Regions from separate parts of the Mus musculus genome. Here regions 1, 2, 4, 5, 6 and 7 are each linked to region 3. The links are chromatin loops, found by intact Hi-C in ENCODE. Cell type or tissue: heart. All regions are shown on one strand.

Region 1 (4,000 bases), 480 kb after region 3:
TAGGAGAAGGTAAATAAAATTCAGCAGGTTAGGTTGCTTTAGAGAATTTCATGTGCAGTTTAAACTCCCAATGGAAATAAGATTGTATCTGACTGTAACCTGAGCTTACTCTGTCAGCTCAATGTGTGGGTGAAGAGTTTCTCGAGAGACAGCACCCAAGGAGCTAAAGGGTCTGCAACCCTATCGAAGGAACAACATTATGATCTAACCAGTACCCCGGAGCTCTTGACTCTAGCTGCATATGTATCAAAAGATGGCCTAGTCGGCCATCACTGCAAAGAGAGGCCCATTGGACACACAAACTTTATATGCCCCAGTACAGGGGAACGCCAGGGCCAAAAAATGGGAATGAGTAGGTAGGGAAGTGGGGGGGGAGGGTGTGGGGGACTTTTGGGATAGCATTGGAAATGTAATTGAGGAAAATACGTAATAAAAAAAAAAGTTTCTCTAGAGGTTAGGCTTCACAACATTTTATCCATGGCCATTCTGAATAAAGGATCCTTAAAACCAACCTGAAATGTCAAAGTAAAGACCATATACACTGGATCTTTTTTTACTCAAAGATTCAGGCAGCTCAGGTACTGAACACCACCTTTTACTTTAGATAGCAAAGAAGACTTGCTAATTGATTAAAATTGTATCTTAAATGTGTTAGGAAGGTAGGAGGCAGCTCACTGGGAAAAGTGTACTGCACAAACATGAAGCCCTGAATTTGGAGTCCCAGCACCCACACAAAGCCAGGTATGCACAATGACACATATTTGCTACCCCAGTGCTGGGAGGTGAGGGTAGACAGGGGAAGAAAAGAGGCTCACTGCCCTGACAGTCTTACAAAGATGGTAATTTCTAGGTTGAATGGGAAGAAGGCCCTGTCTCAGATGGTGATAAGTAAAAGTACCACAAAACCAGCACCACAGACTTCAGCCTCCACTCATACTCTTTTATTACAGTACCACTTGAAATAAGAACAGGTTAGTGAGGCAGAAGCAAGGGAGTTCTGTAATATTTGCATCATGATATTACATTCTTATTACTGACAAGTTCAAGGTAGCTCACATCCCAACACTCGAGAGGCCAAAGTCACCCTGACTGCTGTATCTGGGTTAGTCTGGTCTGCGTAGCTAGCACCAAGCCAATCAAATCTATCTAGCAAGACCTTGTCTAAGTAAGGAAGTAAGTAAATAAATAAAGTATATATTTCTAGGGTAAATTATATTTATGGGTAACAAACTCATAAGAAAGCTAAGTCAACAGGATAATTTCACAGAATGAGTAACAATAGAAACTCATATTCTGCCTGAGGAAAACTGACTTCTCTTGCGTCCCTGCTGGTCCCCCTGGTCTGTCTTCCTGAAAACCTTCTCTCTCTCTTACTTTGCAACAGTGTCGATTCCAACCATGAACTTTCACTCCAACATCTGTAGTTATTATCACAGCTATCTAAAACCAGAAGTTGACTAGTTTACTTACATCCTAACATCAAAGAAACTCCTGAACCTAGAAGCCTGGCTGGAGGATGTCCCAACAGAACCTCCCCAAAGAGAAACAATGCCACCACCTTCAAGCTCTATCCTGAACAATCTTAAATTCTTTGAAACTAAAAATAGCTCAGCTGTTGTCTCATCTGCCAGCAGATGGCCAGACTATTTTTACTGCAGGATTCTCAAGAGCAGGCATGGATCACACTAAGCTAGGGCAGCAGAGAATCCCTCCATGTTCACTACACAGAACTACAGGGCAGGTACCAAGAGAGGGCAACCTGGAGCTAGCTGTTCCTGGGCTTCCTACTAATTTAACAAGGAAAGGCTCTTTTACAACCATTCTGTAAAATAAAATCTAACATGCTAGAAATTTTAAAATAAGCTTTAAATAATTGTATACCATTTAAAGATTCGTTACTGTTTGTAAACATTGAAAATTCATTTATATAGTATCTTTGAGAGTGGAAAATGTTTTTGCTATGAAACCCAACCAAGAAAGCCTGAAATTCATTCATGGCAATCTATCCTCCTAACTGCTGGCATTACGGGCATCAGTCACTGAACCTGACTTCTACTGTTTGTTTACAAAAAAGTTATATTTTAAGTCAAATAGAGTATTCTTAAGAGTTCATGATAAGCTCTAATTTTATGAGTATTATTTACAGAAAAATTCTTTTAACTGGTTATTATAATAAAGGGGAGATAAACATAACAAATATCAATGATCTGAATTCTACTTGAATGCCAATAAAATTTTTTTCAAACAAAACCAGAAAAGGATTCAAAGTCTGGCATAGCGCATGTTTCCTAGCTTACTGCCCATCTCCTTTCAGCTCCGTGTTAAGTGTTCAACAACATCTAAAGAGAGAATGAATATATATAGAAATATTCACAAGGGTTTTAACAATAGCCACACACACCAGTAGGCACCAGTAATCTCAGTACCTTGGAGGCAGAGGCAGGAGGACTGCCATAAGTTCTATAGTTCAAGGGTAGCCTGGTCTACATAATGAGTTCCAAGTCAGCCAGTGATAGATAGCAGCTATCCCAAACTTAATACTGACAGATGACTGGAAGAAAAAAAAATCAGGGGTTATTTACCATGAGACTGCATACTGAAAATTTACTTTATAGAGAGCTAAATGTAACTTTTATGAAATATGGAAAATGCCTCTTGTTAAAAACAAAAACACCCAAAAAACTTCCTGTAAACAAAGTACTCTGGTACTCGTTAAATGGCAAAAGATTTAAAGAGCACACCATCAAGAATTCCTATGCCTAAAAATGTCAGGGCTGCAGTTAAGGGAGCTACAGACTTTCTGAAGAAATGTAGAGCGGCAAGAATACCAGATGTATCTAGCAGAAGAACGCACTCACATTCACTGAGTCCACTACCCTTAACTGGACTGAGAAAGTCCAAGCACAGTAATACTGAACTGTAACAAAAGATGGACTTAAACCCCAGACTCTCATTTCGATGAGCTGCCAACATACTCATTTTAGTATTTGGAAAGAGAAAAAAAGTACATAAAAACCAGTTTACTTAAAACCTGTAAATGTGTATGCTTTAGCATACTGGAAATACTTTCTGGGTTTGGATATTTTTCAGTTGATAGAATGCTTGCCACTACAAATGAATCCCTGGGTTCCATCCTCTGCATTGCACCTCTAAAACAAGCCGTCATTTGTCTATAATCCCAGAATTCAAAATCAGAGACAGTGGTTTAGGAAAGTTCAAGTTGTCCTCAGCTACAAAGAAATATTAGGCCAGCCTGGGCTACTTGGAACCTGTCTGCATGCCCCCATGCCCCTTGCTTAAAAAAAAAAAAAAAAAAAAAAAAGGAAAAAAAATGGACACACATACTCTAACACAGCAAAGCTTAGTTCTTAAATACTAAAGCTTTAATTTGAATTTCATTTGTTTTTTTACCCTGCCAGGTTACTGAAAACCCTACAGCACACAATAATTTTAAAAGTTCTTAAAACCCTTCCTATCACTCCAATTAATAATGACTTCTTTCAGGACCCAAATATAAATTCAATTTTTGCAACTGTACAATAGTCTTCTCATTCACCTGGAAACGTGTTGTTAGTTACAATAACAAAATGGGAACTTATGACCAATGAAGGGCAAAGGAAGGAACTATTTAAGTCCACTATACTACTACATTAACAACAAAACACCACCAACAAAAAGGACCATTTTTTGGTGGATGTTAAACAAATCCAGTTGATGTTTTTCATATTACTAAGTATTGAGAAAAAAAGGAGGAAGGGCGGCTGTAACATTTGGAGTAAGTTAAATGGTAGTCTTAAGTCAAAACTTAAATGCAAAATTGTCTCTAACCTATCTGGACCCCTTACTTTAGCATAAAGTTAGTTTGTCCCCTTTCAAAAATGTTTTTCAAAAATCACTTTTAACCATTTTCATTTCTTGCAAAGTTGAGCTGCTCTGGTCCAGGGCTATAAACAAAAGGGTAAGCATCACAAATTTATCTGTGTTAAATGTTCTGGCTTCT
Region 2 (4,000 bases), 120 kb before region 3:
CCTATCCCATTTTTAAAGTCTATTTTGAATCACTAAGCTACCTGACTGACCTCAAACTCAAAGTTCTCTTTCACAGGGCTCCCAAATAGCTGGGGTCATGAGCCAGGGCCACTGTCTCAAGCTCTGGGCCAGAAGGCATTTGCCATAAGGCAATTTCCCCTACCAACAGGTGGCTGAGGCCTTGCTGAAAGGGCCTACATTTTCAAGTAGAGCAGGTGTCCCTGGAGTGCTGAGCAAATGCTGACCCATATTTGGAGGCCTACCCACAAAGAAACAAAGTAAGCGTTCTATTCAACCACCTGATCTCCAGGGCTTGATTCACAGAGAGCCACACCTCATCATCCTGTGTCCTGTGTGACACTCCATTGAGCTAAGCCTTCCACCAGCCAGGAAACAGAGAGATTGGCAAAGGGTTGGGGGAACATGAGGGGTTCAGCAGCAGCTCTCACTAAATAGGACGCAGCTATTTGTAACATATTAGATTCTATAGGTAATGCTCCAAGAGCACACATGTTCCCCAGATGCCAACCTTTAGATAAAGACAAGAGGCAGCACAAACTATGCAAATTGTTTCTTGGTACCACCCAGGACTAGCTCAAACCAAATCTAATCAGTGAGAGCAAGCTTGTTTCTCTCTGTTGTCCCCTCAGCTCAGCAACTTTCCATAAACACACACACACACTTTTCAGTTCCCTTCCTTGTTTTCCCCACACCTCTCACCCTTTGACCTCAGTAGGGCCTCAGACCCCAATACTCTGACCAGCCAGGACTGTCATCTCCTCCACCCAAAGTCTTGGGTATCCCGTGCTCTGCACTTCAAACGTGACAACGAGAACTTGAGTGGCTGTAGAACCTCATGCAGATTTCTGAGTTCACTTTCTTCATTGGTTGAAAAAGAAAATATCCTACCTGCCTCCTTGTCCCAGAAATGATTAAACAAAATTACCTGGGCCAATATGCAGCTGATTTGTATTAGTGTGGCTACTCAAGTGAGACTATTGGAGCACTTCCACAGTAGCTAAAAATGCCTGGGACTACCCTGAGCCTCCCTCCATGTTGTCCCTGGTTACTGAGCCCCTCCCTTAGGGTTCTCACCAACTTCTCTGTGGATAATAGTCTTGGGCAATACCCTACAGGCTTGAAGGATGGAAGGCTCCATTAGTATTATGACCAGTATTCATCCTTGCCAGCCATTTGCCCAGGTTCTGCCAGTTCTTAAAAGCTGGACTGTCCTAGAGACAATGCATTAGAATGTACCTGTCTTATAGGCTAAAGTATAGGCCACACAAGCATGAAATGGATCGGAGCAAGAAGGGGTTGCCCTTTACGTTGTTGTGGGTCATATAAACCTTAGGGATTGGAGAGATGAATCTGAGACTCAATTTGAGACTAGAAAGTAAGATTTTAAATTCTTTGCACTCCCACAGCCTAACACCCTTCTGAAGCAAATGTCCTCTATAAAGAAGACAGGAAACTGTTAGCAGGGTCCCCTGCCATTCAGCCCAAGAGCTGTGAACCCCTGACAGTGTAGAAACTGCTGCCAAGTGAGAAGCCGGGTGCCAGACCCCACCTCACAGTGGTGAGCCTCCTTGCTGCCTGAGTTTCTTTGAACCTCTATTTTGCATTCAAATTAAATTACCTACCCGATCTACCTCACCGGCTGATGAAAACTCAACAGAGCCCAAGCCTAACCGGGCTTTGCAAATTGTGAATTGCATTAACATATGGTGTGATAATCCGCCCCATTCAGAAGAAGCAGGGACGGGTGGCGAGCAGTGAGTGATTCAGCCAGCCAGGCAGGAACTGAAAATAGAATCATTTCCTGAGCCAGGGTCCAGGGTTCTCTCTCAGAAGAAGGTGGGCAGGGGAAGGGCTCCAGGGCGGCTGAACACAAGGCTCTCCATTTCCCACTGTAGCATTTGGGCTGATCCTGCAGCCCCAGGTGGTCACCCAGTGTGCCAGGTCAGTCCGGGCCAGTGACCCTTGCTTGGCTCAGAAGCAAGATGTGGGTGGTGACGACTCTTTTGAATTCAAAAGAGTCTACTTGCTGCCAACTGCTGCCTTTGGCCTCCTGCCTGCATTCCCTACCAGCAAAATTAGTCCTCAACTGAAACCTACAAAGTGCATTGGCTTAGGAGACCACAGGCTTTTGTCTGTCTGCTCCAACTCGGAGGAAGAAGGCCCAGCCCTGCTCATTTAGCCTCACTAGACTTCAAACCAGACCCTAGGACTAAAGTGCTCCTGAGGAGTCAGGTCTGATGGGAAGCTTGCTTGGTAAGGTATAACCAGGCAGAGATTTGGTACTTCATAAATAAGCCCTCTGCACCACATTCTTGTTATTCATGCAGGCCAAGTAAAGCAAGACAATAACTCAAGAAACAGTGACCTCACCAGGAAAGCAGGCTATGTAGTCTCACACACAAGCCTCACGGCCATAAATCCAGGAGACTATTCCATGAAAATTCTCTGTCCTTGCAGAGGAGCAGGGACAGTGTGGAGGCAGGGAGGAGAGAGCCCTCTTATCTACAGAGATCTCCCTTTATGCCTCAGAAATGAAAGGACACTTCTCTCTCTCTCTCTCTCTCTCTCTCTCACACACACACACACACACACACACACCCACACACACAGGTGGACCTGTACCCTTGTCACTTTGTAGACATACCAGAAGGAATTCAAAGCTGCTTGTCATCTTCGTCCTCTTCGTTCTCTAGGGCCTGTCCAGGCTCTTGCCAGCAGACTGCTCTGCAGCTGGATGCTATTGTAAACTATGCTTCCGCATCTGTGTCATGCTCTTCCTTAGGAGAGGGCTAAAGATGGAGCTCAGGGGAAGTAGGAAGAGGAAAGATGCTTCCTGTTCTGGCTACTTACTCTCTGCTCTCCCAGCCCAAGGAGGAGTGTAAAAGGCTCTATTCCTAGCCTCTGAATCCTCAGGTTAAAGCTACAGATCTTCTGGGATTCCTCTCTGGGTTCAGTGGACTGTTGCATGTGAAGACAGATAGACAGTTAACAGGCACTGGTGTATGTAGTTTACATGTGGTGGGCTCTGAGCTAAGTGCTTAAAGTACCTCAGCTCATGTGATCCTCCATCCAAGATGGACTTTTATCTTCCCTATAGATGATTAAAAGGTCAGAAAGGCCTTCATGTTCCTGATGAGAGCCGAAATTTCCTTTTAGAAAGAAAACGTTGCTTGTGCCTCCAAAAGGCTGGAAGCCAAGGAAGGAGGCCAAAAAGGGCCCTCAGCCAGCCCATTACTCAGCAGGTAAGCAAGCTAGTTGTGAAAGACAGTGGCTCAGTTGTCATCCCAGTGTCCAGGGCAACAGTACAAACAGTGTACATAACACAGGTCAATGCCCCAGCCTTTCTGACTTAAAAAAAAAAAAATCCCCTGCGGCATGTGGTGAGAGGGGGCAGGGTACAGGGAAAGCAGGTAGGCTTCCTGATGACATGAGAACATACCTCCACCTGGGGATACTTCCAGCCTCTTTGTTGTGCTTTGGCGGTGCTTGTGCAGAAAATAAAACCACTGGCCCAGTTCCCACTTCAGTTATTCTTTGAGTGTGGAGGTGGTCTCCAGAAGGAAGGGGCTCCTCCACCAAGAAACCTGTATTTGTGACAAAGGTTTCAGAAACATGCCATCCCCCCCCCCCACTTCACAATTTAATGCTACACTTTGCAATGCAGATCCTGCCTTCTCTCAAAGAAGACAAAAAGCAAAAGTCATCTAAAAGTAATAGAATTTAGCAGAGTGAGAAGAAATGATCAGGACACAGATCCTAGAAGAAATAAATGGAGAAAGAGATGTGGAAGTTTGAGACAGCAGAAAGAAAACAATGGAAAAAAGAGGAGAATTTAAAGAAGCTCACAGTGAGGGCTATGGGGACAATTCAGCATTGGGGAAAACATGCTGCTCTTGCAGAAGACCCAAGATCTCAGCACCCATATTTTGGGGATTCCACACCCTTTTCCGACTTCATAGGCACTAGGCATGTACTTGGT
Region 3 (4,000 bases):
GTTCTGTTGAATAGTTCTTTCAGTTTTACTCATGTTTAATTCTTCCTTATGCAAAGTTTTTGTTTTCTGTCCAGTAAGAATAATTTTAGTTGGTAGCTGCGACTCCAATTCTTGTCCTTGCACATCTCCAACTCTCTGAGCATGAGCACCATCTATATTTACAGGAGTGTAATCGTCCGGATTTTTTTTTGCAGTCTGATGCAATATAGTGTGGACAACTTTCTGAACTAGGATCTCACTCCCAAATTCACCTGGAAAGTGCTTGGTAACAAGTTTCATTGCAACATCATAAACATTACTATTCAAAGATGGATCGCTTTCATACTGAAACCAATATACTGTTTCTCTGACTACTCTTCCTCCCCACTCCAAAGTGATAGGAAAAGCTTCTGGAAGATTGTCATACTCTTTACCTTCCCAAAAATGTTTGAATCCACAACCACATTTGCCACCAGTAGACCTAGAATTAGTTCTGTCTCCATCCAAATACACAATAGAGCCATCTCCTCTGACTCTTCGCACAGATGAGCCATGGCACCAATTACAAGCTGTTAGATTACTCAATCCATAGTCTGGTAGCAGAACATCTTTTACTGGATCATATGAACAAACCAAATTGTTTAAGGGAAAGCTGTAATTTTTGTCAGGCCTCAACTGCCCATGAGTACTTTTTGCCAAGTTATACAGTTTCCCTCCTGGAGCCAACCACTCAGAAGGGACATGAAGTTCAGAAAGGGCACCACAAAGCAAACACTTGTGAAGGCGATTGTCCATTACTGCCTTTTTAGCAGCTGCTGTAACTTCCTCAGGCTGAACTCCTATCACCCCAGTCCTTCTGTAGAAATACTGATGTACATCAGCAACCAAACTAGGATGGATACCATGTTTGTCCATAAAGACTTCTTCCATAGCAGCAACCAGCCTAAGTAAGTACTTATCCTGCAAACTTCTGTCTCCTCCAATAACACAGCCACCATCCTCCTCAAGCTTGATGTACTTTTTAATAAGGTCCTGAGGCACACCCCATGCTTTAGGTAACAAATTCATGGGTAGTTTGGGCAGGGCAGCCCCCTTTATGCCTACCAAGGGAATATAATGGTTTCTACCAGAGCTACTCCACGCAATACAGATTGGCTTGTTCAAATGACCATCTCTCCCAGTGCATTTCTCTGCAGGTATGAGGCCAGGTAGAAAGGTGGCTGAATAATCACCAGAGCTTCTCATGCCGCTGAGGGAATCTAAAAGAATTATGGGACGATGTAACACATTGGCAAGGCCGAATATGTGGATATTCCTCAGGCCTAAGGGGACACCTTCAGGTGGCACAAACAGAGGGTCACATTCATTGATAATGTCCTCCCACTCGGCAGCATCAATAAAGTCATGAAACAGGGCTTGATATCGGGCTAGGTGCTGCTGAAAGTGCTGCTTAAGATTCTCCCTCAGAGCATGCCAGAAGAGCTCTCGGCCTACTAGAGCCCTAGACACAGCATGCACTAGGCAGTGTCCATCCCCATCCACATGCACTGGGATGAGGCATTCTTGACTTTTATTAGCCCGTTTGATATCCTCGAGCGTGTCGTGCAAATACAGGAGGCTTCCGGAGCGGTCCTTGCCATAGCCCACTGTGTTGACGTGCTCTGGTTCGATGAGGAAGGCCCGGTCACCAAGTAACGCGCAATCGAACAGTTCGCCTTGGTTCATGTCCCGGAGAAGCTTGGCCCGGCCCGTTTGTTTGTCCATTCCATAGCGTGCCAATATTGGCGACAATAATTTGCAGTGGTAGTTGGAGAGGCCCATCACCTTTACCAGTTCCGTGTTCTTCTTGGGAGCCCCCGTCACTCCGAGTAGCGCGTTCCGCAGCAGATTGTGCAGCACTACGTCCGGGTCGGTCACCTCCTCCACTCCCAGCAGCTGTTGCTGCTCGTGCCGCTGTCCGCACTCGGTACACTCGATGCTGACAGAACCCGAGGCCGGGAAGAAGAGGCGCGCCTGGCACTTGGGATCCGGGCAACTCCCGGAAAGGATTCTTCGGTCCCTTCGTTTCGAAAGGCCCCCCGGAGAAGCCGCCGCCGCCAGAGACGACGAAGTCTGCGGAGCCTCAGGGGGAGGCGGCGGCGGCGGCAGCGGAGGAGGCGGCGGCGGCTGAGACATCGCTCTCGGCTCTCGCTCGGCGTCCCAAGCGACCCTCAAAGGCACATAGCCAGACCTCCGCCGGCCCGACGAGGTCTAGTCCAGGCCCAGGGCGAATGGCTTTCCTTTTCCTACCAGTTCCTCCTCCTCCTAGGCGAAGGCGGAAGCGCCGGACGTTGTTTCTCTTCTCACTTCTCCACTGCCTTAGCCGTTGCCCCGAACGTAACGGCCACCACCCCACCCCGCACTCACACTCACTCACTCTCGCTCTCTCCCTCAGACACAGACATACACGCCCTCACTGAGACTGCGCAGGCGTAGCTTCTGCTCTGCCCTCTGGGAACCAGAGTCTTCCGGCTCCTCTCTCGCGAAGGAGTGCTAGGCGCTTCCGTCCAGAAAGAACTTCAAATACCGTGATGCAAAGCGACTCGACGCACGCGGGGAGGAGGAAGAGGAAGGCACTCGGAAGGTGGGGGCAGAAAGGAAGTCGATGATTCGCGGAGCTTGTCGGTAGTTGTATTTTTAACTGGATCTCTTTTGTAGTTTGTCCCCCATTCTATGGCCCACGAGAAAGAGTCAGAGAAATCACATTCCTAGGCTGCTGTGGGTAGTGTCCCCCTGCACTTTCCCCTTGCGCAGAAAGGAGTGTGCTTGGGGAAAACAAAAGTGCAAAGGATTGGTGTGGAAGAGGGTCTAAAGTCCACCACCACTGCTAGGAAGTCCGGGTTAAAGGTCCTAAGAACATGGAAGGAGTTTTCTATGAGGCTACTTTTTTTTTTAAGTATATTAATTTTTCAAATACGATGTCATTTTTTTAAAATTACCACTTAGCTAGCAAGTGCCGTAACTGAGCTTCTATCTTATTCGTAGTTATAAGCTGGTAGGTTAATGATGAAAGGTCACAGTTTGAGAATTACTGATCGCCAACTTGTAAGAACACTTTTAAAGAAAACATCCTGTTATTATATTTGTCTTTTTGTATGTCTGTCTGTCTGTCTGTTTATTTGTTTATTTGTTTGTTTGTTTGTGTAGAATTCACTAAATAGACGAGGGTGGCCTCAAATCCACAGAGATCCACCTGCCTCTATCTCCTGAGTGATGGGACTAAAGATGTTTGCCACCAACCTGTCTTCTTTTTTAAGTGTTAAGGAAATTGCTTGTCATCAAATGTTTAAAAAATAAGTTTAAAAGAAAGTTAACGTTGTCTGTTAGCAGTTAGAGATCACAATTATTAAGGTTTTTCTATGCATATATAGTATACAGTTTTACTTTTTTAGCCCAGGCAGACCTCAAACTCCCTATAGTAGAGAATTGACCTTGAACTTTCTGTCTTCTGCCTCCACCTCCCAAATGCCAGGGTCAGAGGTACATACCACTACACCTAGGTTATGCAGTGTTAAGGGCTGAACTTGGAGCTTCATGCATGATAGGCAGGCATTCTACTAACTGAGATATAATCCCAGCCTGCATAATATATAGGAGATTTTCACTTCACTCTATTTTTTAGACTATAATATAATTATATGTCCCTTCCCATTCCTCCTTCCTAACCCTCATATATGCCCCTCCTTGCTCTCTTTCAAATTCGTGGTCTCAACTGATGCATTTTTCAAACTGTATGTGTGTGTGTGTGTGTGTGTGTGTGTGTGTGTAGATCTATAACTGTTCTTTGTGTTAAACACACTCTTTTCTCTGAAATTCAGGATAATTAGGCTCTATGTTTATTTCTGTCCACTTGACAGAAGTGGACAGAAGTTGAAGTTATCTGATTATTATTTTAATTAAAAGTAATGTAAAAATAATAGCTTTTTCATTGCTTACTATGACATAGTCATGTATTTCTAAATACATAAGTACAACCTGTTCA
Region 4 (4,000 bases), 200 kb before region 3:
TACATAGTAGAGAGATGGTCTAGAGAAGCAGATAGAAGAGATCCAGGCTAGGATGAAGTAAGGCCACAGCAGTGGGGAGTGAAAGGGCGCAACATACAGAGACAAGCTATCTAGGCTTTGAACTGATGAGATTTGGATAGGGAAAGTCAAAGATGAATTTGCCATCATCCGAGCAAGTTACTAGACTTGAATGATGACCACATCTCCTGGGACTATTGTCTCTACAGTATTCCCAATGGCAGGGTTCCTTGGGCAGCAAAGACAATGAGGAAGAGGATGAGAGGATGGTGGAAGGAGGAGCAACTTTGGAGGAAGCTTTGTGCTGTGTAGATTTTGACATCTGGTCTAGCACCAAGAGGAAAACAAAGAATTATAGTGGCTCCTGCCTGTAATGCCAGAATTTGGGAGGCAGAGGCAAGGGAATTAATTCCAAGACCATTCTTAGCTATATAGCAAACTTAAACCACATTAAAAACAAAAATGATTTGGATGACTCCATATGCAACTAAGGCTAGCCTTGAACACCTGGCCCTCCTGCCTCTTTCTCTAGAGTGCTGGGATTATACACCATACCCAGTTTAGTCTGCATTTTTTAAATGTCTATTTATGGGGGACGGGGAAGGCAGTGAAGGATGGAGATAACAATGATACCTGTATGAAAGCACCATATTGAAAATAATTACTTTGCATTCTAACCAAAAACTTAGTTTAAAAAATGGAACTGGACACTGGATATTGCATGCCTGAAACACTAATGCTTGAGAGAGAGGTAGGAGAATCAAGAAGTTCTCAGTGGTGGTGCACACCTTTAATCCCAGCACTTGGGAGGCAGAGGAAAGCAGATTTCTGAGTTCGAAGCCAGCCTGGTCTACAGAGTGAGTTCCAGGACAGCCAGGGCTATACAGAGAAACCCTGTCTCAAAAAATAACAAAAAACAAACAAACAAAAAAGAAGTCAAGTTCTCTTTCGATGTACAGGGAGTTCAAGCTCGGCCTCCGGTTCATGTGATCTAAACTAAAAAATAAATAAATCAGTAAAAGTCTACTTATGTGACAAGACAAAAAAACCAACCAAACAAACAAACAAACAAAACACTTTTTTGGATGACATTAGATGAACATGTGCCCATTCTAACACCGGACTGAGGTAAAAACCTATAAAAATAGATGGCAGTAAATAGTAAACTGAGATTTTTAACTCCCTAGGCCACCATGACTACTGAATAAAAACTATTTGGTTTTCACTGGATCTTAGCCTTCCTCCAAGCTTATTAACACATTTACCTTTAAAACACTCCTGGATACTACCAGAGTCTCCATCTTCCACGATTTTTCAGGCCTACACAAATATCACAGGAACAAACAATGGCATGGCCAGAATTGGTGCCCAGGCCACGTACAGACAAACTGCAAGCCCTACTAAGTCGCAAAACAATGCCTAACTTGGACAGGTATCCGTGGGATCTGTCTCCGCTCACACCTAGGGCACAGAGAACGGGCTATAACTCTGGGGAAATAATTTGTCTCGCCCCAAACACCTCTGTAATAGATTTACCCATAGACACTGTGGTGTAGACGCTCCATTCGGAAGCTACAATGCAGGCACTTCCAAGAGTTTGAGCAGCCCGCGTCCTACTGCACTACCTCTGCCCCACAGCATGCTGGGAAACGTAGTCCCAACCAGGTCCTGAGCTGGTTAGCCAACCCTCAGCGCCAGTCGGGCCAACATCCGGTGACGAATCCAAGTCCCGCCTCTAAGCCCATCTGCTGTCCAATGCCGCCCTCTGCCGGTCTTTACCTCCCCGCCTAGCTGTGAGCCGCTTCCAGACAACCCGGAAGTGATCTTTCCTCTTCCGGATTACGGGTCCGGACGTCCGCACGTGGTTGCCGGTTTAGGGTGCTGCTGTAGTGGCGATACGTCCCGCCGCTGTCCCGAAGTGAGGGATCCGAGCCGCAGCGAGAGCCATGGAGGGCCAGCGCGTGGAGGAGCTGCTGGCCAAGGCAGAGCAGGAGGAGGCGGAGAAGCTGCAGCGCATCACGGTGCACAAGGAGCTGGAGCTGGAGTTCGACCTGGGCAACCTGCTGGCTTCGGACCGCAACCCCCCGACCGTGCTGCGCCAGGCCGGGCCGTCGCCGGAGGCCGAGCTGCGGGCCCTGGCGCGGGACAACACGCAGCTGCTCATCAACCAGCTGTGGCGGCTGCCGACCGAGCGCGTGGAGGAGGCGGTGGTCGCGCGCTTGCCGGAGCCCGCCACTCGCCTGCCCCGCGAGAAGCCGCTGCCCCGACCACGGCCGCTCACCCGCTGGCAGCAGTTCGCGCGCCTTAAGGGAATCCGTCCCAAGAAGAAGACCAACCTCGTGTGGGACGAGGCGAGTGGCCAGTGGCGGCGCCGTTGGGGCTACAAGCGCGCCCGGGATGACACTAAAGAATGGCTGATCGAGGTGCCTGGGAGCGCCGACCCCATGGAAGACCAGTTCGCCAAGAGGACTCAGGCCAAGAAAGAACGCGTGGCCAAGAATGAGCTGAACCGTCTGCGGAACCTGGCTCGCGCGCACAAGATGCAGATGCCCAGCTCAGCCGGCCTGCACCCTACTGGACACCAGAGTAAGGAAGAGCTGGGCCGCGCCATGCAAGTGGCCAAGGTTTCCACCGCTTCGGTGGGACGCTTCCAGGAGCGCCTTCCCAAGGAGAAAGCTCCCCGGGGCTCCGGCAAGAAGAGGAAGTTTCAGCCCCTCTTTGGGGACTTCGCAGCCGAGAAAAAGAACCAGTTGGAGCTACTTCGAGTCATGAACAGCAAGAAACCTCGGCTGGACGTGACGAGGGCCACCAACAAGCAGATGAGGGAAGAGGACCAGGAGGAGGCTGCCAAGAGGAGGAAAATGAGCCAGAAAGGCAAGAGGAAAGGGGGCCGGCAAGGACCTTCGGGCAAGAGAAAGGGCGGCCCGCCGGGTCAGGGAGAAAAGAGGAAAGGAGGCTTGGGAAGCAAAAAGCATTCCTGGCCTTCTGCTTTAGCTGGCAAGAAGAAAGGAGTGCCGCCCCAAGGTGGGAAGAGGAGGAAGTAGCGTTCTCCCCTCGGGACCAGTTCTGAAAAGCTGGGACTGTACTAAAAGTTAACTTGGGCGGTATAGGTGGCCGCTGCCCTCAGTGACATTTGACATTAAAAGGACGGGTTTGCCTTCCCTCGAGTCAGTGCTGGACGAGTTAATAGAGACACTGACTGGAAATTGGTGTATTTTGAGAATTATAGAAATGATATAGCCAGAACCAGGAATAAGTTAAGGCCTGCCTTTTTATCTTGACTTTGGATACTGCGTTACAGTAGATTGGTTTCAACATTTTTGCATTATTTTTATAACAAAGCTTGTGTATTTATCAAAGCGGGGAGGGCGGGGGAAAATTATATCTACCTGTGATTTGCAAGTATTGTAAATGGATGCAGGTACCTGGTGTTGCTTTTAACTTTTACTGTCGGTAGAGGTTGCATGTGAAGCCAGTAACCTGGGCACCAATATGGAGTGTGCTTGAGAAAAACAAAGTAGTTACAGTGGTTCTAAAAAAGACCCCTTGTTTTAGGAAAACTTTGGCCCTAACTATAATATTAAAAGTATAGTGCTTTTTGGTGTTGGTTCAGGTGGTGCATTTGGCCAATGGATTGCTTTAAGTCCAGAAATAGTTGTCATTTTGTTTGTAACCGGTGGCTTTTGTTTAATTGGCTTGGGTTTTAGATATTGTCAAAATATCTGGCATTCACTATGGAACCAAGGCTGCCCTGGAACTCAGGGCCAAGTGCTGAGATTATAATCGAGCAGCAGATTTCATGTTTATTTCTGTCCTAGATGTTTTTCCCTGTTTCATTGTCTTATTTTGTTCTTAATAAACTTATCTTTGCATAATTAGTATTTGCATTATTTTTGTAAGTTATTAATAGCAATTCTAGAATTGAGGAAGGGGTGTTTTCTTTAAAGCAAGTTGGTCTGTCAGTTGCTAGCAGTTGGGAATT
Region 5 (4,000 bases), 290 kb after region 3:
TGTGGGAATGGTACAGCCTTTCGCGCCGGAAGGCGGGACTATTGGCCTGCCAGGAAGGAGTCGGCCGGCTCGGCTCGTACTGCGCAGACTCAGATGCCACCATATTGTGTGTAGGAGGAAACTTGAGTTTGGGGAATTATGTTTATGTGAGTGTAGGTGCTTCAAACGAAATAAATTGTTTGGAATACTAAATATCTCTAGAGAAACAGAGGTGTAAGTATCTCCGGATTATTGGTTTTGGAGGGGGAAGATCGCGTGACTCTTTTAAGATAATTTGCGGTGTGTTAAGCCTCCGGGGTTTGTGGTTGGCGTTCCGCTTTTGTGTTTTCGCTACTGTTGCGAGGTGGCAAGCAAAAGTTACCGGTTGCTAAGATTAACTTTTTTAGGGACTTTATAGGGTAACATTTTATACAAGTGTTAGGAGCGGTGAATGCCTTAGGCGCTACTTTTTAAAAAAGGTTTGTCTCAGTGCAGATTTAATCTCCGCAACCTGTGCCTTCCAGCAGTTAATGTGAAATTTGTTTCAGTCGTATTTTTAGGTTTTCTTCCCTCACATTCTCATCCCCAATTGCCCACTAGACTGTAAGTTGAAGGCATGCATGAAATTTGTGTTTTATTTAATTCTAATATATTTAATTTTTTTCGTAACACGGTTCTTAAAGACTTCTCCAGCTTCATCATCTTCTTTTAGCTCCCCCAACCCAGTTTTTCATTCTATTAGAACTTTTTTCCTTGGCTTAGTAATATATTAGTTGTTAGGCATTGCTTGAAATGCACTTCTTGACATTTCTGCTTTAGAGCACACAGATTTTAAAAAGCACAGCTCGGAGATGCCTTTCCTTAACTCTTCGTCAGTAACTGCTCCTTCACAGGAATTCGAAGGCTCTGTAGCTGCTTCACCTGGACCCCGGGGTTTTTGCAGTTCTGGAACTATGTAGTCCAGGCTGGCCTCAAACTCGAGAGCTGCCTGCTTGAGTGCTGGGATTCAAGGCGTGCACCACTACTGCCCGTCTGTATCCTCTTCTAATGCAGGTGCTTTTGCCTGGGCTGCAGGAGACCCTGTTTCAAAAAGTCAAGGAGCTGGGCAAACAAAACAGAGCAAGGACATTGCAACATTCTTCTAATTCCAGTACTTGGGAGGTGGAGAATGGAGAATCAAGAGTTCCAACCCCGCTTTCTCCCTGGACTATTGGAGACAAAATAACGAAACCAAAAATAAAAATAGAATCTTCTTAAAGTATAACTTCGGGCACACTAGGGACATTAGAGTACATTAGTATCTTAAGTTCTTTCTGAGAAGCTTGTGTAAGCTTGTTCCAGTGGTCACAATACACAGCCACTCGAAACATACAGAATAACATGTTGAAATGGTAATGAAAGCCCAGGACAGAGAGTTGACCAGACTGCTGGTGCGGACATTCCTTCTCTCACATCCACACTTCGTGACTGGAGACCGTCCTGGGCTTGGATGGCTGGGATTTAGCCTGGGAGTGGTCACATTTCAGGAATCCCTGGGCGCAGCAGCGGGTGCACCGGGTGGCCTCCGGGGCTGCAGGGGGCGCCCTCGGCCGCGCGGCCTCCGCCAGCAGCCCGAGGGGCGGGGCCGCGCCTGGCCGTTGGTGGAGGGCGGGCGGGGGGCTGGGCCTGGGAGGCGGAGTCCTGAGCGGGCGACCGGTTTTTAGGTCCGCGCCGGAGTCGCCGGAACCACGGACTGTGGAGCCCGCTGGGAGCGTGGCTTCTCGCTGGGAGTAAGTCGGTGGGTAGCGGGTGTGGACGGCTGTGCGAAGAGTCGGCGCCCTGGCGCGGGAGGCCGGCCCGGGTCGCTGTAGCCGGGCGGGGGTTCGAGCCTGCCGGGCGGAGCCGGGAAGCTCCGGGGTGTTGTGGGGGCAGGGCTTGAGGCGCGGGTCGCGAGGCGGTGGCCCGGCTTGGCCCCAGGTGCTGGTCTCGAGGCTGCCGGGCTGGGGGCGGTGCCCTGCACGCGCGCTGCAGACTCCCGGGCGGCCTCTGGGCCCGCCGGTTGCCTGACAACGCGTTGACGCTTTCAGAGGCATCTGCCACCCGCTGCGTCTCTGGAGACCTTAGTGGCTCTCCTGCGCCTTCTCTTCTGCTGGCGCATCGCTGCTAAGCCTCGCAGAGTGCTTGCACCCGGAGGGTTGGTTAATGTTTAACACTTTGCAAGTTAAACTTAATCTTCTCCATATCCCTATGAAATCTGTTGCTTTTCTCTCACTGTGGTTGCTTGATGAGAGAACTTTCTCTGCCTTGATAGTGTATCTTTGTGTGGAATTAGAATCTGGTTTGAAAGAAATACGTACTGTGTGTATGTATATACACACACACACACATATATATATACACACACATACATATATATATGTGTATGATGTGTGTGTGTGTGTATCTTAATTTTCTCTCCTCCTACAGAATCCCAGCTGTCAAACTCCGTCATCATGGCTGCAAGTGTCTACGTTTTGAGCCATTTTTTCCAGACCCAAATCAAGTTTTCATTAAATGTTAGCAGTGAGACTCATCTTTTGAGATATATCTGGCTCTGAAGATAATAAGATTAAGAAGCTAACGTAGAAGTTTTGATAAGACTTAGTTTTCAAACAGTTTGTACAGTGTAAGGTCCTAAAAGCAATCAAAACAATTTTATAGCTGGGTGTGGTGGCACATGCCTTTAATCCCACCACTTTGGAGACAGAGGTAAGCAGATCTCTTGAGTTCTAAGCCAACCAGAGTTATATAGTGAGACCCTGCCTCCAGGGGGGAAAGAAAAGAAAAGAAAAAAAGGCTTTATAGAAAGCCAGTTATTCTAAGAAGCTAAGTTTTATGTGGAAGAATGGCTTGTCATGTTGATAAGCAAAAAAGAGCTCCAAAAAAGTAGGGAGACACTTTTTTTTGTTTTGTTTTGTTTTGCCCCCCCTTTTTTTGTGAACTTGCTGGTGTGAAGTATTTGCTGACGTGCTCCCATAGAGAGGCTCTTTCTCTCTGGAATCTCTGGGATGGCCTGGGAGGGGAGCAGATAGGTTCAGATAAGGCAAACAGGAAAGGATGCTTTCAGGACACCTTTTCTTTAGCAAAATTCAGAGTGATTTGTCCAGATTTGGATGGTACTCATAGTCAAATGCTCATGTATATGCTAAGGAGAAGAAGACTGTGAGACCCTTTCTGGCTAGTTCAATGAGAAACTTCATTTTCCCCTCTGTCTTTTATGCCTGCCCTTGTTCTTGTCTACATCTTATTTCTCCCTGAGCATCTGTCCCTAGTCCTTTTTTCTTGTAGTAGAGTCATTTTTTTTTGCAGGTAGCTGCCTCTTTTTTTTTTTTTTTTTGTTTCATTTTAACCTCATACTATAGGTAAGATTTATTATGAATTTTTAATTAGAATTTAATTAAAATTTTTCCCACTTCCTGATGGCAAAGTTCTGTTCTCTTACACTTTTTCCGAAGTCACCCAGTTCAAGCTCCAGTCATATAATTATTTCCCAGCGCCCTCTTACTAAGAAACTCGGGTTGCCATTATTGTGTGTTCTTGATGCGTCCATACATCAGTGCAGTAGTAGTTCATCTAAATTGTTTAACTACAGTATTGCTCCTAATAGCCTTTGGCAAAAGGTCATTACTGGGGAAAAGGCTATTGGTTAATAGATAGTTTATTGTAGTTACTGTTACCTAAGATGAGTTTCAGAAGTTGTAATAATAATTGGTACTAAGTTACTGTTAGGAGGGAATCCTGACATTTTATCCAGCTTCAGGTCTTCCGCATTCATTCAAGTGAACATTGCCCAGCATTTACTTGTGGGTTATCCCTACCTGTGTTCATTTGACCCCATGTTTGTCCTTGTATCTTAAAGTAGTTACGTTCTGTTTTGATGGAGTATATTGAAGATTGACTGCTTAAACTTGGGATCTTTTCTGCCTGCCTCTGTCCTGAGTAGGGAGTAACTGGGATGGCAAGTACTTACCATTTCTGTCTGTTGAAAACACTTACTTACCGC
Region 6 (4,000 bases), 51 kb after region 3:
CACACACTCACTCACAAGCCCATACCTAACTTCCTCTTAATCAAATGAAGATCATCCTCATTTCTTGTCCATAAATGTTGGTGGGCTCTCGATCTCTCTTCCCCCCTCCCCCGCCCCACGTTCTTTATAGTGGTAAGACAAATTTATCCTGGAAACACTAAAATGGTTTCCATCTGTTTTTTTTTTTTTCCCTAACGTCAAAATGTGGTGATAGTTAGGTATTTATCTTTTAATCGAGAATGATGTCATTCCCTTAGTGTTTATTGACATAAAATTTCCTTTTGTCCAAGAGCATTTCTTCAGTATTATGAATATGGCTTTAATTAGCAGATACACTGATCACTTGTTTTTTTGTCACAGAGAAGATGTGTGCTTTATTGTGTGTATTGCTTTGTAAGCAGATCATAGTGGAACATATAAATGACTGCTGCAATATGTTGGGCTCTATGAACTGTATTTTCTTGTCCATTTCCCAAAGCCATGGAGAATCGCTGTTAAGAAAGTCCTGTGAGAATAATAGGTTTCACAGTATAAAAGAATTTGGGTTCACAACCTATTTTAAGGACAAGGCCATATTGCAGCATGGATAGTACAAATAACTTTTCTTACATTTATTCATGAGGCTAAATCTTCTGAGTATCGTTCTAAAATATAAAGAGTTCTTTGAATTTACGGAACTCACTCATTCATCTCAGTTCCTCTATTTGTTCATAGATTTGTGGCAAATTTTCTGGAACCATATGATTCAAAGGGTAGATTAATGTAAAATATGAAGCATGCCATGCAGACAGAAATCCTTTAAACAGTTGTGTGGGTCTACTTTCACGTGGTATCAGATAAAACCTAAACTACAGTGGTGGTGTGGCTCTCTAGTTCAAAATTTTAACTCTACTCCACAACCATTGAATCGTGTAATTCTTAGTTCCCCATTCACAGAACGGGTTTTTAAAAACGCAGCTTCTGTAGTTAAATGGACAAGCACCAGCAGTAGAGTGTGTTGGGTAGTTTAAAAATAACAAACAAAAATAATCCATAGATCTAAAATGATCAAGAGAAACGCATATTATCTGTACATAGCATCTATCTGCCAATTTGTGAGAGCCCTCGCTCATCCATAAACACTGGTCAAAAAAAAAAAAAAAAATCAATCTGCTGACGTGGGAAAAAGTGTAGAAAACTGCCCAGAAAAAGCTAAAGGAAGCACAGTGGGCTCTCCAGATCGTCCGAATACTTATTTGGCTTCTGCAGCGTCCAGCTTGCAGGAAGCCGCAGCCCCCAGCCCTCTGCCACCGCCCGGGTCCGCTCTGCCGCCCGGGCTCCCGAGTGGGCCAAGGTCACCCTCGCCGCGGACCTCGCGCATCCCGTCAGCTGAGCGCAGGAGTCCGGCGGCGTCTCCTCCTGAACTTTGCACCCCGCGTGACGGGCGAGCGCGGGTAGCCGAGCGGTCCCGCCATCCGCGCGGGTCCCGGCCGACCCCGCCGTCCCCTCGCGCCGCCCGCCCGCCCGCCCGCCGCCCGGCGCTTCGCGGGAGGAGCCGCCGTGACGCGTCAGGGAGGAAACGCCGGCGCCCGGCCGCGCCGCCGGGAAGAAGAAACTGCCAGCGCTCTGGGCTCCGCGCCCGGGCGCCCGGACGCCGCACAGCCGGGTAGGTGCGGGGCGGGTGCGCCGGTCTGCGTGCCGGGGTCCCGGCCGGGCTCTCTCGGGCGCCGGGGTCCCGCCGCGGCCCGGCGCGGTCTTTGTGTGCTCCGGGAGAGCTCAGCGCCGTGGCGTGGGGCTCCCTCGCGCGGGGGAGCGCGGGCGGCTCGCCCGGCCCCCCGAGCGGGGCAGCGGGTGGCGAGGACCCGGGAGCCCACCTGACGCGGGATGGGGTTCTGCGCGGACCCGCCGGGGCGACGGTGTGAAGTGGTCGGCAGGGCTAGATCGCGTCGCCACTCTTTTTCAAGTTCTCAGACTCGAACCCTTCGGTCTGTTTTCGCTCGGTCGATTCTCACGGTTCAAGCACCGACGAATGCCGCCTTAAAGCGCGCTGAGGTTTTCGGTTCTAGGGCGCGCTTAGGGATGGTTCTTTGGACCGGTAGAAAAGAGAAGGGATTCGCCTCTTGAAACAAAGGTCTTTGACTTAATGTTGCACCGAATGCCTGGTTGAACTGCAGTTCTGCAGGCAGAGACTATGCTGGATGCACTTAGGATTCGAGAATAAACACAGAAGAAGAAAGAGAGAGAGAGAGAGGGGGAGAGAGAGAGAGAGAGAGAGAGAGAAAGAGAGAGGAAAACAAAACAACAAAACCCCAAAAACGCCTCTTGGGTAGAGTCTTGCCCTTCTCACTAGATTGTTTACCTAACAGGCCTGGAAAGTGCCTGCTTTATTTAGCAAACACAGCTCATACTATGAACTGCTCTGTTTCCTAAGTGCTTTATAAATATTACCTCAAATTCTTAACTCAAAATGATAAGTTATTTGTGGTTGTAGCCACGAAGAGGCCATGCATACTCTAGTTCCCCAATGTTATAGAAAGAGCTGGAAACATTAGAGGAAGTTTCAGACATATTTTAGGAATGGGTGTGCCTTCTGCCCCCTTAGGCTACCACTCCCTTAAGGCAAGTTCTTACCCTTCATTCCCCGTAGGATTCAGGCGTGGAGAGATGGGACCTGTTGCTGGCAGGTCTCAGGCCAGATCCCATGTAACTTCAGAAAGGTGGACTCTCTGATTCCAAGTCTGACAACTCAGACATCAGAAGTTCCCTTTCTTTACACTGCCACTGGACTGAACCTAGTTTTGTTTTTATAGGGAGCTTTGTTTTCAATATGTTTGACAATTTATATGACGTGGCTCAGATGGGAGCATCAGATTAAACTTGAACTGTGAAACAGAACCCTTTTTGTTTGTAGACATTACCATTAACAGTTTGGTAATTTTTTTTTTTGCGGTTGGTTGTTGCTGGCACTGAATTGGTTGATGAATCCTGTAAGGTGTCCATTTTGTGTCTTGCGGCTTATATATAGAGAGAGGATTTTCCCCCAAAATAAAATGATCTTTTTAAATGAGTGTTTTGGGCCTGGTGCCTAGATGGTAAAGACTGAGAATGGTCAATAAATAATAACAACTGTGGTGATTATAAATGTAATATCAAGATTTTTTTTTATCATACTCACTGCCTCTGTTGGTTCTTTTCCTTCTCATAAATTTCCATTTCCTGGGAGGTAACTAAATGAGTTGGTAAGCCTGATTAATAGGACTGTACGAAGCAAAGGGGCTCTCCCGCCCCAGTACAGCTTCTGTAGATACCGCAGACATGAGTGCTACTCGTGAATTAAATTCAACCTAACATCTAATAATTGTCTTCAGAGAGACCGTGTGAGGTCAGTACATCTCAAAACGCTCTCCCTTTTGTACAAGTAAAGACACCACGGTATCAAACTGTTGGCTTTGCTGTTTGCCTGTTTGCCAAGCTAATGGAGGGTGAGCCCAGGTGGAGAAGGCGCATAAATGGGCGGAGCCTGGCACGTGCAGGCCTGTAATAAATATTTGTGGAATGAATGGCTTCAGAAAGCTTGCTCTTTCAAAACATACATCCCAAAATACCATCGTAATTGATTTGTGCTGAAGAGAGGCCTAACCCAGTGCTTCTCTTATTTCAAACAGTACCTGATGCAGTATTCTCCTTATAAAAAGGACAAAGATACCCTATGGACTAAGGATTTATCATCTCTAGTTTTTGAAAAATAACTTAGTGGTTGTTTTTTCTTTCTTTTTTTCTTGTCAAACACCCTGCCTATTTTTTATTTTATTTTATTTTTGGTCTGGTTTTAAGGGGTGTTAAGTGGGACAAATGCTGTTTGTTCTTGTGCTGAAAGCTTTCTTACATATGTCTCTAAGCACTTGGGTTTATGAGGGAGTTCAAATACAATGATCAAAGGGATTTCTCAGTGTTCTTCTGAAGTGTCTGACATGGCGGTGTGTTTTCTGAAGCTAATTACTTAAGTTTATACTTCTAAAAA
Region 7 (4,000 bases), 200 kb after region 3:
AAAAAAAAAGTCAGAAACCCCAAATCATTTTTCTTCCATCTCAAACTAGGCCCAGGTGTTCACCCTAATGATCTTCAAAACGAACTGGCCCCAGCCCCTCAGTGTTATCAAACAGTATTGAATCCAGATACATGACTGATTAAGCAAACTTACCCAAAACAATAAAGGGTTTTTAGACATCACAGCTCCCAAAGTTGGACATCCACTACAGCCACCTACATGCTGGGGAGAACAAACAGTAACCCATTTTAACAATGGCGTCACATGTTAGTCATTTGCATCATCTATATACTGCTGGCATCTCAGTCTTTTAAGATTCTCTCTTCAAAGAAACACTCAGCTGGGTAAACGGCAAAAACTTAAGTCATCATTGTGCCAGCTATTAAGGCCCTGTTAATCAAACCTCAAAGAAAAAAAAAAACCACACACACAATTTGTACCTTGTTATTGGCAAATGTAGTCCTGGCAGCTTGTTTCAATCACTCTCCATGACAAGTGTTTAGAAAATATTTGTTCAAGCACCTTCAAATGAGCAGGTTTTGTTGCACCTAAAAATTAAAATATTTGTGAACTCTCATTTTACTTCCATGTTTTAATACCTTGCATGAGTGTGCACTGGCTACTTTTATGTCACCTTGACACAAGCTAATCACTGGTGTAGGAAGCTACAATTGTAAAAATGCATCCTTAAGATAGGGCTGTGGACAAGCACGCCTGTAAGGCATTTTCATAATCAGTGACTGGGGTAAGGGGGCAGCCACCTCCCCTGGGCTGGAGGCCCTGTGTTCTCTAAGAACCAAAGCGTAAGCTAATAGCATCCTCCATGGCTTCGGCATCCGCTAACTCCAGGTTCCTGTGGTGCTTCAGTTCCTGTCCCATCATCCGTCCATCACAGACAGAAAAACATTTTACTCACGCCCTTCACTGCCAGTACTAACTTAAAGGACTGAGTACCAAGCCTTGGCTTCTCAGTCTTGGTGCTTGCACGGAAAAGCTTGAGGCATATATGCAATTGTGCAGACCATCACTGGGACATTAGAACAGGAAACGGCATGGCCAGAGTCACAAATCAGAGAATGAATGATTGAACCGATTACTGGTGATGACTTATCACCTGCAAACCGATGAGAAATCCTTAATCATTTTCATATTTGAAACGCTGAGTTTACAGAAATCCAGAGTACCCAATTTGGCTTACAGATACCAACAGTAAAGTATAACATGCAGGCCTGAAATGTAGTGTTCTTTTGTATCCACACGCTTCAGAACTTACCACCACCTTCTTTTGCCAGCATCCCCACCCTGCGTGGCTTTCAAATAGTTTGAAAATTTTGCTCCAACTTTAGATCGTACTTACAGGGTTGATCCATGAATACAAGCTTTTTAGAGTGATGCCAATACTTCAGATCAAACTATTAATCTTTAAAAAAAAAAAAAGCCAAAAAAAAAAAAAAGCCTAAAATTGGCGGTCTTAACATCTTAGAAGCAGTACTTTTCCGCCTCTGTAAAATTTCCTATGGATTACTCACTTAGGAAGCCTGAAACAGACCGCATGGTGGCTTTTCTTGGGGATACAAAGGGGCTCCCGCCAGGGTGCAGGCCCAGATGAAAGCTGCCGCCAGAAGCGGCCGCTTGTGCCCGCACTTCGAAGCGTCCAGAGGAGCAGGCCTTATAACTAATCTCGGTTAAGATTTGGAGACCATTGGGAACGCGCCCCGCCGCTCACAGCGGGCCAAGGGCCACACCGAACCCGGGAGCCATGGGGCCCCCGTACCCGGCTAGAGACGGACGCCGCCAACAAGGAAGCCCTCTCCGCACACACGGGGTTAAGCAGACCGCAGGATTCGCACCTGGAAACGCCCAAGGACACGCCGGGTTCGGCCGCCCGCGGCCTCCGCTGTGCGCCATGCTGCACCGTCTGCTCGCGCTCTACGGCGCTGCCGAGAAAGGAAGTGGCCCAGCGTGCGCGACCCTAAGGCGCTCCTGTAGGCCCCGCCTCTTCCGGCCAGCCCTCTTCTGCGTGCTCGCCTTCACCCCCTCCTCTTCCGGCTCTGTGTTTCTAGTGGGGCGGAGGGAGCAGGTTGTGGGAATTAGTGCGAATACTTCCGCTAGAGCTTTTTAATTGATTTTTCAAGTAATGAATAATGCCTTAAAATAGGACAGTCTCCCAGTCCAGGTCCTTATGTTTGCTGGGTCTTCTACATCCTCACCTACTTCAGTGTTTAAAAACCGTTGGTATTAGAAACTATTTAATTTTTTTTTTCTAAGATGTATTTTATATGTATGGGTGTTTGGCCTGCACGCTAGCCATGTGTGCCTCGCCCGAGAACCTGGTACTGACAGAGTTCAGTAGAGAGTGTCAGATGCCCTGGAACTGGGGTTATATGTGACCCAACTTACAATATGAGTGCTGGGAATCTAACCCTGGGTCCTCTGGATGAACAGTCAGTGTTCTTAACTGCTAAGACATCCCCAGCCCACAGCAGCTCCATTAGAGTTAGTGTTCTGGAAGCAGCAAGCACACGGACACACTCACAGAAAGAGAGATAAAAATTGATTGTCAGAAAAAAAGGAGCGTGCAGGGCGTGGTGGCGCACACCTTTAATCCCAGCACTTATTCCCTTAAATCCCAGGCAGGCGGATTTCTGAGTTCGAGGCCAGCCTGGTCTACAGAGTGAGTTCCAGGTCAGCCAGGGCTACACAGAGAAACCCTGTCTCGAAAAAACCTAAAGAAGAAAGAAAAAAAAAAAAAGAAAGAAAGAAAGAAAAAAAGGAGAAGCTGTTAATGAGTTTGATTTGTAATAGTAATAGAATTTTTCTTAGTCATGAAGTAGTCACCGGGCTGGAGAGACAGCTCAGCTAGTTAAGAGCACTGACTGCTTTTCCAGAGGTCCTGAGTTCAAATCCCTGTAACCACATGGTGGCTCCCAACCATCTGTAATGAGATCCAATGACCTCTTCTGGTGTGTCTGAAGAAAGCTAAAGTGTACTCACATACATAAAAATAAATAAATATATCTTTAAAAAAAAAAGAAAGTAGTCACCTAATGTGTTAGAGTTACTATTGTTGAACTTAATGGTCATGATGAAACACCACAACCAAAAGCAAATTGGGGAGGGAAAGGGCTCATTTGATTTAGCATTCTAAGCCACTATTCATCACTGAAGGAAGTCAAAATAGGAACTCAAGCAGTACAGAAACCAATGCAGAGGTCATGGAGGGGTGAAGCTTACTGGCTTATCTCATGCCTTCTCAGCTTGCGTCTCAGGATCCCTGGCCCAGGGGTATCCTCACCTACAAAGAGCTGGCTTCTCTCTCAGCCTCTGACTTTTTACTCTCCTTGGCCTCAAACTAACTCTGGCGATCTGTTCTCATCTTCTGGCTCCTTCTCATTCTTTGGCTCATCCTGTGCCTTCCTCATTAACCACTAATTAAGAAAATGCCCTATAGGTTTGCATACAGCCTAGTCTTATGTTAGCAGTTTCTCAATTGAGGGACCCTCCTCTATAGCATGTGTCAAACTGACATCAAACTACCCAGCAAAGTTACCTTGTTTGTGAATGTTATGACTGCATTGATTTTCTAGTTTTGATTTTTTTTAATTGGTAGTGTATTGTAGGATATTTGCTCACACAGTGAACTCTAAGATTATGTTATTTAGTTTAAAAAAGAACAAGTTTTTAATTGTGGTGTGGCTCTGCTCTTAGCATATACCTTTATTTCTTCTGGCCTTAATACAGACACGCCCTTAGTACACACCTTGAATCCCAACAAGGAAGATAAAATTAGTTTGTAGAAGGAAGTATCATGTTTAAAAGTGATGTCTAATTGAATGGCAGGCAAAGTGATAAATCAGAGAAAGATTTAATAGAATAGGATACAAGGAAAGCTACTTGAGGGGCAGGCAGAGAAAAGGCCATTTTACTAGGACAGTTATACAGAGACAGATTACAAAGAGAGAACAAGTTACAGAGAGAGAACAGGTGAAGAAAGAATAAG

What was found. A loop is a pair of places that touch in the nucleus more often than their neighbours do. Peaks named below come from ENCODE experiments on the same cell type or tissue, not always from the same donor. Only the 100,000 strongest peaks of a DNase experiment are listed, where the experiment ranks them.
Region 1: a loop joins it to region 3, with 3 times the contacts of the local background. A loop is called at or near these places in 4 of 42 quality-filtered maps.
Region 2: a loop joins it to region 3, with 2.4 times the contacts of the local background. A loop is called at or near these places in 2 of 42 quality-filtered maps.
Region 4: it touches region 3 in a loop (7-fold over the local background); 2 of 42 quality-filtered maps call a loop at or near these places.
Region 5: a loop joins it to region 3, with 2.4 times the contacts of the local background. A loop is called at or near these places in 2 of 42 quality-filtered maps.
Region 6: a loop joins it to region 3, with 2.1 times the contacts of the local background. A loop is called at or near these places in 5 of 42 quality-filtered maps.
Region 7: a loop joins it to region 3, with 6 times the contacts of the local background. A loop is called at or near these places in 3 of 42 quality-filtered maps.

What each region holds. Positions count from the first base shown.
Region 1 is chr1:10,227,477-10,231,476 of GRCm38, forward strand. All of the region lies in intron 1 of Arfgef1 (ADP-ribosylation factor guanine nucleotide-exchange factor 1(brefeldin A-inhibited)), which reads right to left. Among named protein-coding and RNA genes, the nearest start is that of Arfgef1, 3.2 kb to the right of the region's middle. In heart, a CTCF peak has its summit at 1,729; a DNase peak (open chromatin) is centred at 1,685; H3K4me3 peaks cover 459 bases; H3K27ac peaks cover 1,089 bases.
Region 2 is chr1:9,628,396-9,632,395 of GRCm38, forward strand. 2610203C22Rik (RIKEN cDNA 2610203C22 gene) reads right to left here and starts at 2,697. Exons shown (of 5, transcript NR_015470.1): 1 at 2,666-2,697. In heart, no CTCF peak of the experiment used is centred here; DNase peaks (open chromatin) are centred at 1,906, 2,756 and 3,256; H3K27ac peaks cover 536 bases.
Region 3 is chr1:9,746,003-9,750,002 of GRCm38, forward strand. Vcpip1 (valosin containing protein (p97)/p47 complex interacting protein 1) reads right to left here and starts at 2,380. Exons shown (of 3, transcript NM_173443.3): 1 at 1-2,380. The coding sequence starts at 2,154. It overlaps 1700034P13Rik (RIKEN cDNA 1700034P13 gene), which reads left to right and starts at 1,646. Exons shown (of 4, transcript NR_040462.1): 1 at 1,646-2,602. In heart, no CTCF peak of the experiment used is centred here; DNase peaks (open chromatin) are centred at 1,799 and 2,469; H3K4me3 peaks cover 2,969 bases; H3K27ac peaks cover 1,591 bases.
Region 4 is chr1:9,543,560-9,547,559 of GRCm38, forward strand. It overlaps Rrs1 (ribosome biogenesis regulator 1), which reads left to right and starts at 1,849. Exons shown (of 1, transcript NM_021511.2): 1 at 1,849-3,896. The coding sequence starts at 1,965. The coding sequence ends at 3,062. In heart, a CTCF peak has its summit at 1,789 (motif pointing left); DNase peaks (open chromatin) are centred at 1,752 and 2,462; H3K4me3 peaks cover 2,934 bases; H3K27ac peaks cover 1,716 bases.
Region 5 is chr1:10,038,132-10,042,131 of GRCm38, forward strand. Cops5 (COP9 signalosome subunit 5) reads right to left here and starts at 28. Exons shown (of 8, transcript NM_013715.2): 1 at 1-28. Cspp1 (centrosome and spindle pole associated protein 1) reads left to right here and starts at 87. Exons shown (of 30, transcript NM_026493.3): 1 at 87-213. In heart, CTCF peaks have their summits at 1,509 (motif pointing right) and 1,708; DNase peaks (open chromatin) are centred at 1,640 and 1,850; H3K4me3 peaks cover 2,781 bases; H3K27ac peaks cover 2,300 bases.
Region 6 is chr1:9,796,602-9,800,601 of GRCm38, forward strand. Sgk3 (serum/glucocorticoid regulated kinase 3) reads left to right here and starts at 1,529. Exons shown (of 18, transcript NM_133220.2): 1 at 1,529-1,645. In heart, a CTCF peak has its summit at 1,821; a DNase peak (open chromatin) is centred at 1,560; H3K4me3 peaks cover 2,195 bases; H3K27ac peaks cover 1,668 bases.
Region 7 is chr1:9,942,170-9,946,169 of GRCm38, forward strand. It overlaps Snhg6 (small nucleolar RNA host gene 6), which reads right to left and starts at 1,949. Exons shown (of 4, transcript NR_024067.2): 1 at 1,851-1,949; 2 at 441-548; 3 at 154-222. Snord87 (small nucleolar RNA, C/D box 87) reads right to left here and starts at 374; the gene lies at 301-374. It also overlaps a transcript of Mcmdc2 not described here. In heart, no CTCF peak of the experiment used is centred here; a DNase peak (open chromatin) is centred at 1,982; H3K4me3 peaks cover 2,501 bases; H3K27ac peaks cover 2,164 bases.